Linked DNA regions of Homo sapiens: region 1 is linked to region 2. Evidence: read pairs that join two places in POLR2A ChIA-PET (ENCODE). Cell type or tissue: A673. All regions are shown on one strand. Each heading gives the region's core, and the rest is flanking DNA. Links, peaks and the distances in the headings are about the cores only.

Region 1 (4,397 bases), core at 216-4,215, 490 kb after region 2:
GTTGTGAAGCTGAGATGAAGTAATATTGGTACATTGCTTAGTATGGTGCTTAATATGTAGTCAGCACTCAACTTAAAAAGTTCTTAATTCATAATACGCTTAATATTGTTTTTAAAAAGTTTACTTTAAGCTCTTAGACACCTCACTGCAATATCATTCACCCTAAAGAAAAGCTTGAGATACTGCAATCCTCTTTTAAAATTCTTACAAGCCTAAATGCAATGTGGTATACTTGATGGGATCCTGGAACAGAAAAAGGTTGTAAGTGGAAAAAAAAACCTTGAAATCCCAATAAAGTCTGAAGTTAACAGTAATGTACCAGTATTGGTTTTGTAGTTTTGACATATGTACCATGGTAAAGTAAGATGTTAACATTAGGGGAACTGAAACTGTGAGGTGTATATGAGAACTCCCTGTACTAACTGCAACTTTTCTGTAAATCAAACTATTCCAAAATAAAAAGTTTATTTAAAAAACTCACCCAAGGAGAATTAATTACAAAATACCAAAGGAACCTCATAATAAGGTAGTTTCATGCCAAAGGCAGCCTTGCAATGATTGTGATAGCTATGGATATTATATGCATTATGAACACAAGCGCACATTGAGCCATGAATCCATTTGATTATGTCCTCATATTCTGATTTTACTTCTCTGTCAGTCTTTCATTCCCTTCTCTTTGTGGTTGCCACCCTAAATTTACCACTCCCCTCTCCTCTTAGGGGGCAGAGCAAGAAAAGACATAAAACAAAAAGCTTTAAAAATCAAGGAATAAGGATTGGTTACTGGCAGAGTAACTATCATTCCCATGCCAAACTGCTTTAATATAATTTCAGTTTTTTATTCATGTGCATTCAGATACTAGCCTCAAAAGAAAGAAAGGAAAAAGGGAGGGCGGGAAGAAAAGAAAAACCACTGATCCTTATACTAACAATGAACAAATGTGATTCAAACAAAAATGAAATAAAATGTGATTCAAACAAAAATGAGATCAAATGTATCCTTCACCATATCTTATACGGAGTCTTAAAAACTACCCACAGATCTACAGGAAAACTTGGACGTGAACACTGCTTAGACTGAAAACAGATGAACAAGAACTGTGTGTAAGTATAAAATGAGTTATCTTTCAGCCTAGCATTTCTCAGTATTGTTGGTATGGTATTGTATGGCACACATTTACTTTAAAATTATTAATTATGTTTACTTCCATATGTAAACATAAATTTATTTGCTTGTTTTTGTTTCATTTTATCTTTTGAATATTGTATGACAACTCTAGAACTCCGTGGAAGTAGCTAAGAACTGCTTTGTGAATGTTTTGCTCTAGGCCTGCAACTTTTCTTCCAGGTAGCAAGTCCTGCATTAAGGGGTACTGTCACAGCAATCTGTCAGTTGCAGTGGTGCTGCTCAATACTGAAGTTGGAGATTCTCTCCAAGCCCCTGCCAGAGGGGCCTCTACCTCTGGCCCTGCTCACTGATCACACTGCTTTTCAGGCCAGGAACCTGCCTCAGAATTCTCAACCAGAAGTCCAATCAGCTATGGCCAATCAGCTATGGCCATTCTCAAACTTCCTGAATTGGGAAACAACTTCATGAGACCTATATGCTATCCTTGATCTGTGCCATTAACTATGAATGAGGAAAGAAAAGGTCATATTTAAATATTATTGCTTTATTTCTATGTATGCATTTGAAGAAATATCTCACTGAAATAAGATAAAATCAATGAGAAAAATAAATGAAAAGGCCAGAAAAGAAAGGAGGCAACAAAAATAAAAACAAGCTAAAGGGTTCTGATAACTTAAAAAAAAAACATGAATTAAGTCACAACTTACTTGTGAGAAAAGAACTTACCCATTTCTGCAAGGTCTTCATTGAGTTCCTGAAGCCAGAAGATGTCCATGTCATCTAGGTCATAGCGGCAAACAGATGCTGCCAACTCCATGATGTTGATGTAGCCAGGCTCTGTGGTGTCTGGGCTGGAGCAGTGAATATACTTCCGGGGTCGGATAAACAGAACGTCCTTTACCTTCTCAGCTATAATCCTAGAAAAGCAACAGAAAGACAATGATAACAATCAACAAATGACAGATTTCAGGCACTGAATGGATGGCTAAATGCCCTCTGGGAGGTATGGCAGATTCCTTTCTAGAAAGCAAATGGTTTTACAAATTTAGTTTTGTCATGTGCTGTTAACTCACTGACTGCTTACAATATTCTTTATTCACCCTCATGGATCCTGGTTCCCAACATTCTAATTTTTAAAAAAATTTTTAGAGACAAGCTCTTGCTCAACCACCCAGGCTGGAATGCAGTGGCAAGGTCATAGCTTACCATAGCCTTGAACTCCTGGGCTCCAGTGATCCTCCTGCCTCAGCTTCTCAAGTAGCTGAGACTACAGGCACATGCCACCATGCCTGGCTAACGTTTGAAAAATTTTTTTTTGGGTAAGAGATGGGGTCTCACTATGTTGTCCAGGCTGGTCTTGAATTCCTGGCCTTAAGCAATCCTTCTAACTTGGCCTCCTAAAGTGTTGGGATTACTGGCGTGAGCCACCACGACTGGCCCATTCATTCTAATAAAATGTCGTCACATTAGTGTGTTCTTGGTACAATGGCCACCAAGTTTATTTAGAAGAGGAAACCAACCTGGGAGGGGGCGATATCTGCACAAAGGCACAGCCAGATCCCATACCAAAGATATATTTCAGCCAAATTAATAATTTTCTGTCACGGAGACAATACTGGATGGTGGTAAAGAAAACAAGCTTTAGTCTCACAGAGGCTTGTTTTTTTCTGTCACTCACTTACATGGTGATCTCAGGCTATTACTTTATTTGTTTGTTTGTTTATTCATTTATTTTGAGATGGAGTCTTGCTCTGTTGCCCAGGGTAGAGTGCAGTGGCATGGTCTCGGCTCACTGCAACCTCCGCCTCCCGGGTTCAAGTGATTCTCCTGCCTCAGCCTCCCAGTAGCTGGGATTACAGGCAAGTGCCACCACGCCCAGCTAATTTTTTGTATTTTTAGTAGAGAAGGGGTTTCACCATGTTGGCCAGGCTGGTCTCGAACTCCTGACCTCATGATCCGCCCACCTTGGCCTCCCAAAGCGCTGGGATTACAGGCGTGAGCCACTGTGCCTGGCCACTTACTTTATATAAGGTTCAGTTTTCTTAGCTAAAATGTAAGGATAACAATCATTAAATATGATAAAAATAATATCTAGCAAAGACATGGAATTAACCTAAATGCCCATCAATGATAGACTGGATAAAGAAAATGTGGTACATATTCACCATGGAATACTAGGCAGCCAAAAAAAAATGAGATCATGTCCTTTGCAGGGACATGGATGGAGTTGGAAGCCATTATCCTCAGCAAACTAACGCAGGAACAGAAAACCAAAACCTGCATGTTCTCACTTATAAGTGGGAGCTGAATGATGAAAACACATGAACACATGGTAGGGGGAACAACACACACTGCTGCCTGTCAGTGAGGGGAGGGAGAGCATCAGGAAGAATAGCTAATGCATGCTAGGCTTAACAGCTTGGTGATGGGATGATTTGTGCAGCAAACGACCATGGCACACGTTTATTTATGTAACAAACCTATACATCCTGCACATGTACCCCTGAACTTAAAAGTTGAAGGGAAAAAATGCCAAATTTGTAGGACTATTATAACAATTATATAGAAAAAAACAGAAAGTGTTTGGCTTAGTGTACAGTAAAAATAGATGCTCAATAACGTCATTGTTATTGTTTTTATATTCCTTATTATTTTCACTATTTATGCAAATGAGTTAAAGCCAAGAGGCCATGGAGCTATGCACACTCAATCCATTTCCCAACCATAAACAATAGCAACCATAAATCTAAGCCCAAGCAGACTGATATTTCCCCTCACCCTTCCTGACATCCAAGGGCTCAAGGCAAGGAAACCAGAGAAAAAAATAAATTTTTTTCATGCCAACAAGTTATTATTGGTGGTTTAAATACTGTATGAGGCCTCAGAAAATTTAACCAAGAGAAAAATCTGGATTATTATTCTGTGGCAATTTTAAAGAACAAGGTGGTCCATCTAAAAAAAGAAATAAACACACGTATGTCATCATAAAATAATGAAAATCATTTCTCCGGAAGGCTTCTAGAGCCAGTTTCTTTACTCTAGAGTCATCACATATATGGAAGGATTTACAAACACAAACATATTCCAATGAATAAACATAAAATATATACAGGCATAGTCCACCCTATAAATGTAGAGAATACTGCCTCCTAATAAGCATTCTTCCAAAAGCCTGATTCCAAATAATGAACCTGAATAAAGCTAATAACAACGACACACATTTGCACATTTTAATTTTTCTACTATATGGAGTTTTTAAAGCCAAA
Region 2 (4,397 bases), core at 172-4,171:
GGAGGCTGAGGCAGAAGAATCCCTTGAACCAGGGAGGTGGAGGTTGCAGTGAGCCGAGATTGCGCCACTGCACTGCAGCCTGGGCAACAGAGCAAGACTCCGTCTCAAAAAAATAAATAAATAAAAGGAAACATGATGTAATCAACTTATTTACACCTGCCCCATTACACCTGCCATAAATTGGAGAGCTGGATCATGCCATGTTTTGGCAGGGATGAGGGGACAGAGGAACTTCATGTCCAGTAGTTGAGAGCAGCTCAGACTCCAATAGTTGATCTGTTGGTTTACCTTTTCCTACTCATGCCTGCTCCTGATAAGCTGTGATTCTCTGTATTGCTGTCTTTCCACTTTTTCAGGGCATCAGTTTGCCCTGTGCCCTCAATTCTCTGACAAATCTGGGAAGAGTTGTTTTGTTTCCGTTTGTTCAGCTCTTTTTCTTGTGAGGATGGGAGTGACAACTTCCAAGCTACAAGATAGTGACTGGTGGGCTTCTGGGATATGGGTGCTCTAGGGGTCAGTGGTTAGAGGCCATATGACTGGTGCCTGTGGGGTAGCTTTTGTTCCATGTGGTCTGGGTGGGGCCTTAGTCTTATGAAATCTATGCTTCTTAGTGATTAAGTGTTTGTAATTAAGGGGTTTGGGGATGAAGTAAGTGAGTTTTGGGGGGACAGTAGATGGAAGTGATTATGGATCAGTGTTTGTTAATCAACACCAGATCCTGGGGTCAGTGTTGCTGAGCGTGTGAAGCAGTGATTAGGAGCCTTTGGAAGTCAGAAAACAGGGTGTTCTATGGAGGTGATTTATAGCGTGTGTACTGGGCCAGTGATTCACAGCCCAGAAATGTCAACGATTGCATCTCTAGGAGATAATTATTAAGAAATAGAATATATGACTCTTGAACATCTATAACAACTCCTTCGTGGTGGGTGGAGCAGACTGTGCATTGTAGGATGTTTAGCAGCATCTCTGGCTTCTACAAACTAGATGCTGATAGCACCTCATTGTGAAAATCAAAACAAACGTCTACAGATATTCCTGAATGTCCCGTGGGGGGCAAGACCACCCCCTGTTAAGACTCACTGCTAGACTCTCGGCTCAGCCTGGCATGGTGGCTCACACCTGTAATCTCAGCACTTTGGGAGACTGAGGCGGGCAGATCACCTGAGGTCAGGAGTTGGAGACCAGCCTGGCCAACATGGTGAAACCCCGTCTCTACTAAAAATACAAAAATTAGCCAGGTGTGGTGGTGCATGCCTGTAATCCCAGCTACTCGGGAGGCTGATGCAGGAGAATCACTTGAACCCAGGAGGTGGAGGTTGCAGTGAGCCAAGACCGCGCCCCACTGTACTCCAGCCTGAGCAACAGAGCGAGACTTTGTCCCATTAAAAAAAAAAAAAAAAAAAAAAAAAAAAGACTCACTGCTTTAGAGAGAAGGCCAAAAGCTCACACTGAATATAAATGATTTAACTCACCTAATAATGAAAGAGGATCTCAGATTGGATATATGAATGAAATAGAGCTATATCCAAGCTTAAGGATGGGAATACTTGTAATGGAGAGGTTGAAAATGAAAAAGTGGGAGACGTTTTCGTAAGCATGTTAGGTCCGGTTATGCAGTTCACTGCTGCCCTACACATTCCAATTTGGGGAAGTGACTGGAGGTTAAAGGTCATGAGAATTCAGTTCTGGAATATAGAGGAAGATAACGGTGGAGTGATGTATTCCAGGAGAGCGTGTGGTTGATGGGAAAGTTTGGAGTCTTCATCATGCTGTTAGCAGGCAGCAGATGTTTCATTTCGAGGATGTCTGTGAAAAGACAAGCATCCTTGGCCATGTGGACTGACTTGATTTTAAAGTGAGGTTTGGGGCTGGTGGCAGGTAAGCTGCTTTCTTCTATTCTTTTTGCTTGTATAAAATAGAAGGCATGGGAAGATGGCGGCGGGGGCGAGGTGAGATGTTGGCAGTGGAAAGGGGTTCGGGCTCGGGGGGCGGGGGGACGCGGAGCGATGGCCCGCGCGGCCGCAGGGGCGGATAAAAAGCCGTCGCGCTGCGGGAGTGGGCGGGAGGGAGAGGGGTTGTCCGAGGGCCACAAGAGTATGACGGGGCTGTACGAGCTGGTGTGGCGGGTGCTGCACGCGCTGCTCTGTCTGCACCGCACGCTCACCTCCTGGCTCCGCGTTCGGTTCGGCACCTGGAACTGGATCTGGCGGCGCTGCTGCCGAGCCGCCTCTGCCGCGGTCCTAGCGCCGCTCGGCTTCACGCTCCGCAAGCCCCCGGCAGTCGGCAGGAACCGCCGTCACCACCGGCACCCGCGCGGGGGGTCGTGCCTGGCAGCCGCACACCACCGGATGCGCTGGCGCGCGGACGGTCGTTCCTTGGAGAAGCTGCCTGTGCATATGGGCCTGGTGATCACCGAGGTGGAGCAGGAACCCAGCTTCTCGGACATCGCGAGCCTCGTGGTGTGGTGTATGGCCGTGGGCATCTCCTACATTAGCGTCTACGACCACCAAGGTATTTTCAAAAGAAATAATTCCAGATTGATGGATGAAATTTTAAAACAACAGCAAGAACTTCTGGGCCTAGATTGTTCAAAATACTCACCAGAATTTGCAAATAGTAATGACAAAGACGATCAAGTTTTAAATTGCCATTTGGCAGTGAAGGTGCTGTCTCCGGAAGATGGAAAAGCAGATATTGTAAGAGCTGCTCAGGACTTTTGCCAGTTAGTGGCCCAGAAGCAAAAGAGACCCACAGATTTGGATGTAGATACGTTAGGCAGTTTACTTAGTTCAAATGGTTGTCCTGATCCTGATTTAGTATTGAAGTTCGGTCCTGTGGACAGCACATTAGGCTTTCTTCCCTGGCACATCAGATTGACTGAGATTGTCTCTTTGCCTTCCCACCTAAACATCAGTTATGAGGACTTTTTCTCTGCCCTTCGTCAATATGCAGCCTGTGAACAGCGTCTGGGAAAGTAGTGGTCATTGGTTGCGTAATTTGATTTGAGGCTTGTGGAGGAAAGGACCCAAGTGACTCTGATGTTTACAAAGCACCTATGAAACCCTGTACACACCTGGTTCATAATCCTCATAATTTATCAACAAACACAAAAAAGTGTCTTACTTGAGAGTGAGTGTGTGTGTGTGGGTGTGCACGTGCACACATGTGCACGTTTGTATGCATGGAAATAAACTTATAAATGGGGACGTATTGGAGAAGGAAATACATAGACCTACAACTTTGAGCAAATAGCAGTGATGTTTTAGGAACTGAAATGTCACACTTAAAGTCTTCAGCCCAGCTACTTCCCTATTTTTGTGGGGAGAAGAGGGCCTGATTAGAACTGTTCTGGTTGTGTTTGGCGGGAGGGGAATAATTTTTGTTCAGTCCTTCTTAGTGACCAAACTTTAATTTTTAAGAATAATATATTGACTTACTGAACTGAAGCATTCTGAGTTGAAAGGAGCTCCAGAGGAGTGGAGTTCTGTGTTGCTCACATGTTAAAATCTTGCTCACCTTCAGAGCAGAGGGAATACCTATCTTCAGATATCCGTCCATTTTCATCTCTTAATTGTAGTCAAAAGTATGACTTGAGAGTGTTGCTCTGGTATTCTGGGTTCTGAAGTCTGGTATTCTGGTATTCTGGGTTCAAAAGTATGACTTGAGAGTGTTGCTCTGGTATTCTGAGAGTTGCTCTGTATTCTGGGTTCTGAAGATTATTTGAAAAATAACTCCTACTACATTGAAATGCAGACTTTTAAAAATTTAAACATTGGATTAGGCAGTCAAAAAAACCAAGCAAGCATAAAAGGTCAATAAGTTGTAATCTTGATAGTAAAGGTGGAAAACTTATTATAAATGGAAAGAAAGTTTTGGTTTCCTTTTTTGTTTGATGGGCAGTATGCCATATTATACCCAAAGTTCTTTTAAAAAATATTTCCATCAACCATTTTTATTTAAAATAAACATTTGAGGGAAGTTACCAAGGCAGCTTTTTTCCTCAAAAGTAACCTGTTCCTCTTTGGAATAGCACATTTTAGGGGCATGGTTAATACCTGAGATTTTTACTCAGTAAATCCTGATGGTTACTGTGTGTAAAATATCTTTAAGTAGGATTGAAGGCCTCTGTGGGGAAATAAAATATTACCAAAGTCTATAAAAATAAATTTTACATGTTCTCTTTTATGACAGAGAGCAGCACTGGTTCTGTTATTTTTAAAATGAATAATTGATTTCTTGATAGGTGTTTAATATTTCTTCCCTCACTGCTGATTCTTAGATAGAAACCATTCTTTATATTTGATAGACTGTTTTCAGAAAACCCTTATCAACAAGTGTACAATACTTATCTAAAACTATACATTTAGAATGGAGCAGTTTAATACTAGATCTCAGAA

Evidence for each region. Peaks named below come from ENCODE experiments on the same cell type or tissue, not always from the same donor. Only the 100,000 strongest peaks of a DNase experiment are listed, where the experiment ranks them.
Region 1: POLR2A ChIA-PET joins it to region 2 with 6 read pairs; 2 of 35 experiments call an interaction of 5 or more read pairs at or near these places.

The regions. Positions count from the first base shown.
Region 1 is chrX:47,022,375-47,026,771 of GRCh38, reverse strand. It overlaps JADE3 (jade family PHD finger 3), which reads right to left. Exons shown (of 11, transcript NM_014735.5): 5 at 1,858-2,048. Among named protein-coding and RNA genes, the nearest start is that of RGN, 54 kb to the left of the region's middle. In A673, for the core only: no CTCF peak of the experiment used is centred there; no DNase peak of the experiment used is centred there.
Region 2 is chrX:47,511,183-47,515,579 of GRCh38, reverse strand. LOC124905183 (a long non-coding RNA gene) reads left to right here and starts at 1,719. Exons shown (of 2, transcript XR_007068224.1): 1 at 1,719-1,878. It also overlaps the pseudogene NUS1P1. RefSeq lists enhancers at 1,809-2,308, 2,309-2,810. In A673, for the core only: no CTCF peak of the experiment used is centred there; no DNase peak of the experiment used is centred there; H3K4me3 peaks cover 672 bases.